Regions from separate parts of the Homo sapiens genome. Here region 2 is linked to region 1. A link is an interaction called in ENCODE POLR2A ChIA-PET data of the cell type or tissue named here. Cell type or tissue: PC-3. All regions are shown on one strand. Each heading gives the region's core, and the rest is flanking DNA. Links, peaks and the distances in the headings are about the cores only.

What was found. Peaks named below come from ENCODE experiments on the same cell type or tissue, not always from the same donor. Only the 100,000 strongest peaks of a DNase experiment are listed, where the experiment ranks them.
Region 2: POLR2A ChIA-PET joins it to region 1 with 7 read pairs; 2 of 35 experiments call an interaction of 5 or more read pairs at or near these places.

The regions. Positions count from the first base shown.
Region 1 is chr12:112,300,087-112,305,692 of GRCh38, reverse strand. All of the region lies in intron 7 of HECTD4 (HECT domain E3 ubiquitin protein ligase 4), which reads left to right. It also overlaps the pseudogene RPL7AP60. Among named protein-coding and RNA genes, the nearest start is that of HECTD4, 80 kb to the left of the region's middle. RefSeq lists enhancers at 2,075-2,334, 2,495-2,544. In PC-3, for the core only: no CTCF peak of the experiment used is centred there; a DNase peak (open chromatin) is centred at 2,362; H3K27ac peaks cover 978 bases.
Region 2 is chr12:112,212,107-112,217,712 of GRCh38, reverse strand. It overlaps HECTD4 (HECT domain E3 ubiquitin protein ligase 4), which reads left to right. Exons shown (of 76, transcript NM_001388303.1): 46 at 518-679; 47 at 792-940; 48 at 1,342-1,421; 49 at 5,063-5,226. Among named protein-coding and RNA genes, the nearest start is that of MIR6861, 52 kb to the right of the region's middle. In PC-3, for the core only: no CTCF peak of the experiment used is centred there; no DNase peak of the experiment used is centred there.

The DNA of each region.
Region 1 (5,606 bases), core at 447-5,446:
ACTTACCTTTTAGATATTAGCCAAATGCTCACTGAGAGCCAAGTGTGTTCTGTCTAGGTGGTGGGAGTACAGAGATGGGCAGGGTGGGCAGGGTTCTTGCCCAAATGTGATGTGTATTCAGGCTCCAGAGTTGGGTGGGTTGATGATGGTGGAGAGGCATAAAGATTAACCATAAACAAGTGAGCAAATAAGCGCACGAGATAATCGTAATTAGTGAAGGAAAAGTAGTCATGTACCAGATGAAGAGGCTGGGGAGTAGGTGAGGGAAGAACATTCCAGAAAGAGGATACCACACGTGCAAAGTGTCTGTGGCAGGAGGCAGCATGTTTTAGGGAGAAAAAGTGGGCCAGAGTGGCTGGAATGCAGAGAGAGGAGGAGGGCTTGGGGCAAGAAGCAGCTGGGAGCCACGGCGCTTTAGATCCACACCGTCTTGCACAGTGGCTGCTAGCCATACGTTGCTATTTAAATTTCACTTGAAATTTAATAAAATTAAAACTGGAGTTGCATAGCTTGATTAGCCACAGTTCAAGTGCTCAGTAGCCATATGGCTAGTGGCTTCTTCGTTGAACAGCAAAGATATAGAACATTTCCATCATGAAGAATGTTCTATTGGACAGAGCCGGTCTAGGTAGGATTTGTAGAGACTTATAAAAGAACAAATTGCCCCAAGCCAGGTCTGTGACAAAACCTTTTTTCATGAGGTAATTTACAGTCTCCTTCTGGGAAGAAATTAGCATTCCTGTAAAAAAACAAAAACAAAAACACCGAAGCAATTTTCTAATAAATTTTAACAGGATTAAAACATGTTCTGGGAAGCCAGTCATCCAACCCAGCAGCAGACTATCCATCAGGAGTCTCGTAACCTTTAACTGTGCAGGTTATTTTTCTATTGAATCTCACAGTGTCCTCTAACCATTATCTTACAAAATGTCCCTGCCAGAGTGAATCTTTGAATTGGTCTGCTACAGATTGAACATGTGTTCATAATTGTCAGAAAAGCTTTTTTTTTTTTTTAATTGGTTTTTAAAGAGACTTACCAGCTGTTTAAGGAATTTTCATTTAGGTCTTGGCTGAGCACAGTGGCTCATGCCTGTAATCCCAGTGCTTGGAAGGCTGAGATGGGAGGATCTCTTGAGCCCAGGAGTTTTAAAAAGGGAGCTGGAACTTAAAGTGGCAGTGTTTGTCTGAGATGACGGTGCTCCTGCTCTGTCAGAGACTAGCCTGGGCAACATAGCGAGACCCCGTCTCTGCAAAAAAATACAAAAATTAGCTGGGTGTTGTGGCATGTGCCTGTAGTCCCAGCAACTAAGGAGGCTGAGCAGTAGGATCACTTCAGCCTGGAAGGTCGACCAGAAGGTTGATTGGGGTGACAGTGAGCCCTGATTGTACCAGTGTGCTCCAGCCTGAGTGACAGAGACAGACCCTGTCTCAAAAAAAAAAAAAAAAAAAAAAAATTAGGTCTTTAGCCTAAGAATAATGGGAACATTGAAGAATTCCCTGATTCTCTGATATGCTTTTTTTTAATTAAAAGAAAAAATTGTATCAAAAAAATCCACACACTTTTTTCTTTTTGGATACAGGCTCATAATGAAAAACAGGAGACCCTTGCCCCACTCCTCCAATCCCAGCATGCTCCTCAGGCAATCACATTCTTCTGGTGGTGACCTTCATATCCCTAAGTAAAACGCTTATATTGCTATTTCTTGATTTATGAACGCCAGATATAAACAAAGTTGATTTTTCTTTCTTTTTTGCTGTGATAGATGAGAGTTTGTCTCAATTCTCCCTCTTTTCTTTTTTTCCTTCCTTTTTTTTTTCTTTTTTTTTTTTATTTTGAGAGAGAAAGAGAGGGTCTTGCTCTGTTACCCAGGCTGGAATGCAGTGGCACAGTCATGGCTCATTGTGGCCTCAACCTCCTGGGCTCAGGTGATCCTCCCACCTCAGCCTCCCAAGTAGCTGGGACTTAGGCGTGCATGACCACACCCAGCTAATTTTTGTGTTTTTTTGTAGAGACAGGGTTTCACCATGTTGCTTGGGCTGGCTTCGAACTCCTGAGCTCAAGTGATCAGCATGCCTCAGCCTCCCAAAGTGCTAGGATAACAGGCCTGAGCCACCACACCTGGCCTCCCTCTTTCTTTTCTGATTCCGCCTAGCATATTGATTTCCTTTGTTTTAGTTTTTCTTTTAGTTATCTTTGTAATTTACAGTTAAACCTTTATTTCTTCTTTATGAACTCTAGGCAGTATCTCTTATCCCCCTACTTTTAGAAGATAAGATGGAGAGTGTAGTATCCTTTCTCATACTTCCGTGTGGAGAAAGCCAAGTATACGTTTAGGGGAATACCCAGAGGAAGAGAGATGACTCACCCCACCAGCCTTAGAGCATGTTAGCAACTGGGACATCAGATGTGGTACACAGCCATTGTGAGACAAGGTGGTAGACCGTGAGTTTACATAAGGGCCTGCAGGCCCCCTTCCTGTTCACACATTTGCATTCAGATGCTGGCTGTCCAGGCCCAAGACTTAGTTATTTTCTGAAGAAACTGAATGACCCTGGAAAAAAGACCTCTCATACTGATGTTGGGGTCATCTAGGAAAAAGACTTGCCTCCCTGGTGAATCACCCACAAGTGATGTCTTCCAGCAAGCAAGACTCAACCCTGTCCACAGAATTCCTGATTAGTGCTGAACTGTTAAAAAAAAAAAAAAAAAAAAAGAGCAGACAAAATAAAAACCCAAACAAACAAAATTCCAAACTTTGGAGAGGTATGTGTATGGAGGGGAGGCAAATGGGTTAAAAAAATAGTGCTAATGATTGAAGCCAGGGGTTCAGCACATAGGAAGCTCATTGTTCTATTCTTTTTTCTTTTGTGTGTGTTGAAAATTTTCCCTAATAAAAAGTTTTAAAATTAAACAAAAAGAGCAGACTACCAAGGATCATTAGAAAAGTGAGGAAAGCTTCTAATATGAAGATTAAAAATGAGAAAAAGTTAAAAAACAGCTAACTGGCCTCCCACTGCCCAAGACGCTGAAAGGAAAGAAGGCCAAGGGGAAGAAGGTGGCCCCGGCCCCTGCTGTTGTGAAGAAGCAGGAGGCCAAGAAAGTGGTGAATTCCCTGTTTGAGAAAAGGCGTAAGAATTTTGGTATTGGACAGGACATCCAGCCCAAAAGAGAACTCACCTACTTTGTGAAATGGCCCGCTATGTCAGGTTGCAGCAGCAGAGAGCCATCCTCTATAAGCAGCTGAAAGTGCCTCCTGCTATTAACCAGTTCACCCAGGCCCTGAACTGCCAAACAGTTACTCAACTGCTTAAGCTGGCCCACAAATACAGACCAGAGACAAAGCAAGAGAAGAAGCAGAGGCTGTTGGCCCAGGCTGAGAAGAAAGCTGCTGGCAAAGGGGGCGTCCCCACTAAGAGACCACCTGCCCTTCGAGCAGGAGTTAACACCATCACCACCTTGGTGGAGAACAAGAAAGCTCAGCTGGTGGTGATTGCACACGATGTGGATTCCATCGAGCTGGTTGTCTTCTTGCCTGCCCTGTGTTGTAAAATGGGAGTCCCTTACTGCATTATCAAGGGGAAGGCAAGACTGGGCCGTCTAGTCCACAGGAAGACCTGCACCACTGTCGCCTTCACACAGGTGAACTTGGAAGACAAAGGCGCTTTGGCTAAGCTGGTGGAAGGTATCAGGACCAATGACAATGACAGATACGATGAGATCTGCTGTCACTGGGGAGGCAATATCTTGGGTCCCAAGTCTGTGGCTTGCATTGCCAAGCTCGAAAAGGCAAAGGCTAAAGAACTTGCCACTAAACTGGGTTAAATGTATACTGTTGAGTTTTCTGTACATAAAAATAATGAAAATAATACAAATTTTCCTTAAAAAAAAAAACAGCTAGCTGAAGAAATAGAGTAAAACTTCACATAAGCACCAACTGCTCTGTGAGATATGTGAAGATATTGCATTCATATTATAAAACAGGACAGGATGCCTCAAAAAGGAATTATCAGGGAAAGAGAAAATTAAAACTATGATTATCGAAAGAGTTAAGAAATATTTCAGAAAGGACAAGTAGATAAAGAACAGTAAATATGAGAGAAAAGATAAAAGATGTGGTGGAGCCATCCATCTAAAATCTTGCTAATAGGAGTTCCAAAAAGAGAACAGAAAATAAAGAGGATGACATGATCAAGAAATAATACAGGCGGAGGTCTGGGTGCAGTGGCTCACACCTGTAATCCCAACACTTTGGGAGGCTGAGGTGGGCAGATCATGAGGTCAGCAGTTCGAGACCAGCCTGGCCAACGTGGTGAAACCTTGTCCCTACTAAAAATACAAAAATTAGCTGGGCATGGTGGTGGGCACCTGTAAAGCCCAGCTACTAGGGAGGCTGAGGCAGGAGAATCATTTGAACCTGGTAGGCTCCACCAAGGCGGAGCTGAGATCGCGCTATTGCACTCCAGCCTGGGCAACAGGGCAAGACTCCATCTCAAAAAAAAAAAGTACGACCGGGCGTGGTGGCTCATGCCTGTAATCCCAGCACTTTGGGAGGCCGAGGTGGGTGGATCACAAGGTCAGGAGTTCGAGACCAGCCTGGCCAAGATGGTGAAACCCCGTCTCTACTAAAAATAAAAAAAAAATTAGCCGGGCATGGTGGCAGGCACCTGTAGTCCCAGCTACTCGGGAGGCTGAGGCAGGAGAATTCCTTGAACCTGGGAGGTGGAGGTTGCAGTGAGCCGAGATTGTGCCACTGCACTCTAGCCTGGGCGACACAGCGAGGCTCCATCTCAAAAAAAAAAGAAAAAGAAAAAGAAGTAATACAGGCTGGGTGCAGTAGTTCATGCCTATAATGCTAGTAGGGCCAAGAAGTTCAAGACCAGCCTGAGCAACATAGTGGGATGCCACCTCTACAAAAATTTTTTTTAGATTATGCAGGCATGATGGCACACTCCTGTAGTCTTAGCTACTCGGGAGGCTGAGGCAGGAGGATTGCTTGAGCCCTGGAGGTCAAGACTGCAGTGAGCTGTGATTGCACCACTGCATTCCAGCATGAGTGACAGAGTGAGAACCTGTCTCGGAAAGAAAAAAGAAACAATACAGGAAAGACTTCAGACTGAAGGACGTTGGTATCTGGATTAAAAGGTGTCTGACATAGTTAATGCAAAATGCCCACACCATCATGAAATTTCAGATTACCAAGGATAAAAGAGGATTCTAAAGCTTCCAGAAATGTAAAAAAATAATATACAAATGTTGAGCAATTCGAAAAGCACCAGGCTATCCAATAGCATTCCTGGATGCGAAAATGGAGCAGTACTTTCAGAATTCTGAGGGAAATTGTTTTTGTTTCTTTCTTTTTCTTTCTTTCTTTTTTTTTTTTTTTTGAGATGGAATCTTCCTCTGTCACTCAGGCTGGAGTGGAGTGGCATGATCTCGCTCACTGCAACCTCCACCTCCCAGGCTGAAGCGATTCTCCTGCTTCAGCTTCCCTAGTAGCTGGGACTACAGGCCATCATGCCCAGCTAATTTTTGTATTTTTAGCAGAGACGGGGTTTCACCATGTTGGCCAGCCTCGTCTCAAACTCCTGACCTCAAGTGATCCACC
Region 2 (5,606 bases), core at 392-5,391, 88 kb after region 1:
AGGGATAGTAAAAATTTTATTTGGAAAAAAGATACACTTTTTAAAAAATATATGTGCCTGGCTGGGCATGGCGGCTCACGCCTATAATCCTAGCACTTTGGAAGGCCAAGACAGACAGATAGCTTGAGCCCAGGAGTTTGAGATCAGCCTGGGCAATATAGCAAGATCTCATCTTTACAAAAAATACAAAAATTAGCTGGGTGTGGTGATGCACACCTGTAGTCCCAGCTACTGGGGAGGCTGAAGCAAGAGGACCACTTGAGCCCAGGAGCTTGAGGCTGCAGCGAGCTATGATTGCACCACTGCACTCCAGTCTGGGTGATAGGAGTGAGACTCTGTCTCTAAATAAATAAATTGTGTGTGTGTGTGTGTGTGTATGTGTGTGTGTGTGTGTATGTGTGTGTGTGTGTGTATGCCTATATTTTAATACCATCAGATAAAATTTTTTTCTTCTTTGAGAGAGTAAAGGGATTGTGTTTGCAGTTCTACTGAATATGGGTTTTTCTCCCTGATGCAGCCCAAAGAGATTACTTGGAGCCCCTCGCGAGTGTTTCCGCCTGTTCGAGCCTGCATGTTCTCATCTCACCTTACCTCAGTCACCTTCCTGGCTGACCCCAGCGCTGGGGGAGGCCTGCCCCGGGGCACTTTTATCTATGCCACTTCACCACTGCCAGTTCAGGTGAGACATCACATGACACACTGTCTTTTGCATCTTCAGATTTGAAAGAAAAAGCAGGTCTCAGGCCCAGGATTAGCCCTCTGATTGCTGCTCTCTTCTGGCATCTCTTCAGGCCCCGTCTTTTTACTGGGAAATTGAAATCGTTTCCTATGGAGACACCGATGATGACACCGGACCCATAGTTTCCTTTGGCTTCACTACAGAAGCAGAGAAGCGAGATGGGGCTTGGACTAATCCAGTGGGCACTTGTCTTTTCCATAAGTAAGTAAAAGAAGTAGCTCAGTGTGACAGAGAGCAGTAGCCTCCCACAAGGTGTGTATAGGTGTTCAGGAAGTCAAAATAGAGTTCTGTCTTCAAGTGAGTTTGGGGAAAGGAGAGCATTATTTTTCCTTTCTGGAGATTTCCAGTGCACATTAGTAAGATTCCTTCCTAGTTGACCTGTAATTTTTTAAAAATCTGTTTATTTTGCAAATTCTATAACCCTTTATTCTAGGAATACAGTTTGGGAAATATTGGTGTGGGTATTTTAATACTAAAGTGATACTATAATAATCTCACAATGCTGACCACCCCCCCTCCACTTCACCACTTCCCTGTTTGTGTGTTGGCCAGTGAGGCTTATCTTTCTTGTCTTTGACCTCCCTTCTTTGTATTTTTCATAGCAACGGCCGAGCCGTGCACTATAATGGCTCCAGTTTGTTACAGTGGAAGAGCGTTCGCTTAGACGTGACTCTCTCCCCCGGTGAGTGCAGTGGGAGCTTTTCCACCCTGTGTGATTCTGTTGGTCTCAGGTTTGGGTCTAAACAGGTTAAAGTTGAATAAATTTAGCAATTGGAAATGGGCAGTTTGTCATTTAGCAAAAACCAAACACGTCCTTGCTGCCCCCTAGTTTACACCAAACCCCTCACTTTATGAGCCCTCGCCATTAGAGCCTCCATTTGGTAACTCCAGAGTTACGTGTACTTTTGTGCCTTAGTCATTAGATAATTCAGAGATTTTGCTTCTATCTGAAGTTTAGTCTTTCATTAATGAGCAGATAAATAGCTTCAAAAAAAGAGAACTCCACCTCTAGCTGTGAGGCACTGGAGAAGTGCCTTATTGGGCCAGGCACAGTGGCTCACGCCTATAATTCCAGCATTTGGGGAGGCTGAGGCAAGAGGATCACTTGAGCCCAGGAGTTCAAGACCACCCTGGGCAACATGGCGAAACCCCATCACTACAAAAAATACAAAAATTAGTGGTGGCGCATGCCTGTGGTCCCAGCTACTCGAGAGGCTGAGGCAAGAAAATCACTTGAACCCAGAAGGTTGAGGCTGCAGTGAGTTGTGATCATACCACTACACTCCAGCCTGGGTGACAGAGTGAGACCCTATCTCAAAAAACAGAGAGAGAGAGAAATGCCTTATTGGTAGATACAGCCTATAAACATCTGGTCAAGCTTTGACAAATGTTCTGCCTCTATGTTTCAGTCACATAGACAGTCAACTCAATAAAGAACCCTTTCCTCCTTCTTTTTAGTCTCCATGTAAATAACTAGATCTGTATAGTAGTTGAATTAGGATTGGCCCTACGTACTCCAGCTATAGCAAAAAAACAGAACTGTCCTGCTGACATTCGAAGCAGCCGAATATGTTGGTTACTTATTTTTAGACAATGCATCTTAGGCTTCATCTATAATAGAACTTAAATTGAGATACATAGTAAACAATCTGGGATGATGAGATGGGGAATATGAAGTCACTCCAATAGGTAGCCTCTTGTAGCTGCCTGGAGGTTACTTTTGCCATCACTTGTCCTTAAGGGGGCTGCTTGTTAAATTACACTTTTCCTGGGAGCACAGTGCGGTTTTTTTGTGTTTTTTGTTTGTTTGTTTGTTCTTTTGAAGTGGAGTCTTGCTCTGTCACTCAGGCTGGAGTGCAGTGGTGCAATCTCAACTCACTGCAACCTCCGCCTCCTGGGCTCAAGCAATTCTCCTGCCGTAGCCTCCCAAATAGCTGGGATTACAGGTGCCTGCCACCATGCCCAGCTAATTTTTGTATTTTAGTAGAGACGGGGTTTCACCATGCTGGCCAGGCTGGTCTCAAACTTCTGATCTCAAGTAATCTCCCTGCCTAAGCCTCCCAAAGTGCTGGGCTCTCAGGTGTGAGCCACCACACCCGGCCCCTGGCAGCATAGTGTTTTTACTCAAGCCAAGTCATACTATGACTTGGAAATCATTTCAGGGCAAAGTAAAAATTTTTCTCTTACTTCACAAAGCATAACTCAGACATCTCAGCAGAGTACTTACCTAAGTGCTTTCAGCACAAAAGGGTGTATGTCAGGGGGTGGGTGGTAGGCTGGGGGAGCGTTTTCAGTGTTTTTATTTCCTTGTTGCTGTATTTGTTGTTTTATCAGTTGTGGTTTTTGAGAACATTTAGGACTGGACTACGGGCACACAGACTACCCTCTTTCTAGAGAAATGTGTCTGCAAAGGAATAGGAATTAGAACCCAATCTGTCTAACAGAATCTCAACCCCTCTACCAATACATGGGCTTCCATTCATCAACAGATACTTGCTGAGCATCTCCTACCTGCTAGACCCTCTTCTGGCCCCTGGGGATGCCGTGGCGAACAATGACAAGTCCCCAGCCACTGGGAAGCTCCCATTCCTGTGGTACCTAAGCCATAGGAGACTCTGTGATCAAAACAGAACCTTAGAACTTCATGCACTTACTGGAGAGTTTACAAAAGATAAATTATAAGGCCACACGTGCTAGCAGCTTGCTTGAGGCAGCTGATGTAAGAGTGCCGATGCAATTGACAGGCTTCTCTTGGTTCTGTAAGTCCTACCACAGTGTCCAGTCATCTTATCAGATAACAGCCTGGATTCTGTTGGTTATCTTCACTTTTTGCAAAATGCCTTAAATGCTTATAAGTAGGAAACATAATGGAATTTAGTGGTCTATCTTTAGCTTACATTGTAGGTGAAGTTTAAAATTATATATGTATTTTTTTTCTTTTTTATTTTTTTTGAGACTGGGTCTCACTCTGTCACCCAGGCTAGAGTGCAGTGGTGCAATCACAGCTCACTGCAGGCTTGACCCCCTGAGCTCAAGTGACCCTCCCATCTCAGCCTCCTGAGTAACTGGGACCATAGGCACACACTACCATGCCTGACTAATTTCTGTATTTTTTGTAGAGACGAGGTCTCACTGTGTTGCCTAGGCTGGTCTTGAACTCCTGGGCTCAAGCAATCTTCCCACCTTGGCCTCCCAAAATGCTGGGATTACAGGCATGAACCATCATGTCTGGCCTTAAATTTTATATATATATTATATATATATATATATATATGTATATATTTTTTTGAGACGGAGTCTTGCTCTGTCGCCCAGGCTGAAGTGCAGTGGCACAATCTTGGCTCACTGCAACCTCCGCCTCCCGGGTTCACGCCATTCTTCTGCCTCAGCCTCCCAAGTAGCTGGGACTACAGGTGCCTGCCACCTAGCCCGGCGAAATTTTTGTATTTTTAGTAGAGACAGGGTTTCACCGTGTTAGCCAGGATGGACTCGATCTCCTGACCTTGTGATCCACCCACCTCGGCCTCCCAAAGTGCTGGGATTACAGGCTTGAGCCACTGTGCCCGGCCTAAATTATATATTTTTAGGCCATTTCTGAATATTCACCGGAGATGATATTACTAATACCTTTTTACTTATTCGTCATAAGTAATCCTCCATGTGTCAAAAGAGAAAAACTTCATTTTTCTATTTTAAAAATAGTACCTAGTGTTTTTCATTTTTTTCTTGCCTGCCAGGAAAATAAAGGCTAAATTTAATATGTAATTGCGGTAACTAATTTAACACAGACACTAGGCATTTTCCTTCTAAAAATTCTGACAGCTTCTTTAAATGGGTTGTTTCTGTTATGTTACTTTATATCTAAATACAAAAACTTAGGCTGGGCGTGGTGGCTCACGACTGTAATTCCAGCACTTTGAGAGGCCGAGGCAGGTGGATTGCCTGAGGTCAACAGTTCGAGACCAGTCTGGCCAACATGGCAAAACCCTGTCTCTACTAAAAATACAAAAATTAACTGGGCGTGCTTGTAGGCGCCTGTAATCCCAGCTACTCTGGAGGCTGAGGCAGGAAAATTGCTTGAACCTGGGAGGCAGAGGTTGCAGTGAGCCGAGATGGCACCACTGTACTCCAGCCTGGGCAACAGAGTGAGACTCCGTCTCAATAAATAAATAAATAAATAAATAACAATAACTTCATGTCCATTTCAGAAGTAAATGAGAGCATAAATAGTCTGTGATGTGTAGGGTGACACTCCGGTTGCAAATTTAAAATTTACTTAATAAAAGGGAGAAAATATGTTTTCCTTCCCGTTCTCTGCTATAGGTGACGTGGCAGGAATTGGCTGGGAGAGAACTGAGGGGACTCCACCTCCTCCGGGACAGCCAGCCAAGGGCCGGGTGTACTTCACATACTGCGGGCAGCGCCTCTCACCATATCTTGAAGACGTCTCTGGTGGCATGTGGCCAGTGGTTCACATTCAGAAAAAGGCAGGTTACCTTGTTGGGAAAGGAAAACAAATTCTCCTTCATCACCTGTTCCTGTTAGACATGGAAAAATGAAAGGGAGCAAACGGGCCCTCATTGTACATAATATTGGTACACAATGGCAGAGGAAGGGCAGAGCCAGCTTGAGCAAGTGTGTGTCTTCCTTTGTGTTGACCCCACAGTCTTAGCTTGAACAATGCTATATCAGGAACTTAGTGCTTCATTGCCTTGACATTTTTTTAGCAACCTTTCCCAGACAACAATGCAAGGAACACTAGAGTTCTTTCAAATGTCAGTAAAATGATTATGTGATTAAGTAAATTTTGAAAGTGATTCTCTTTGGTTGCTCAGTATGTCAGAAACTTGGAGAGAACCTTCGGTAA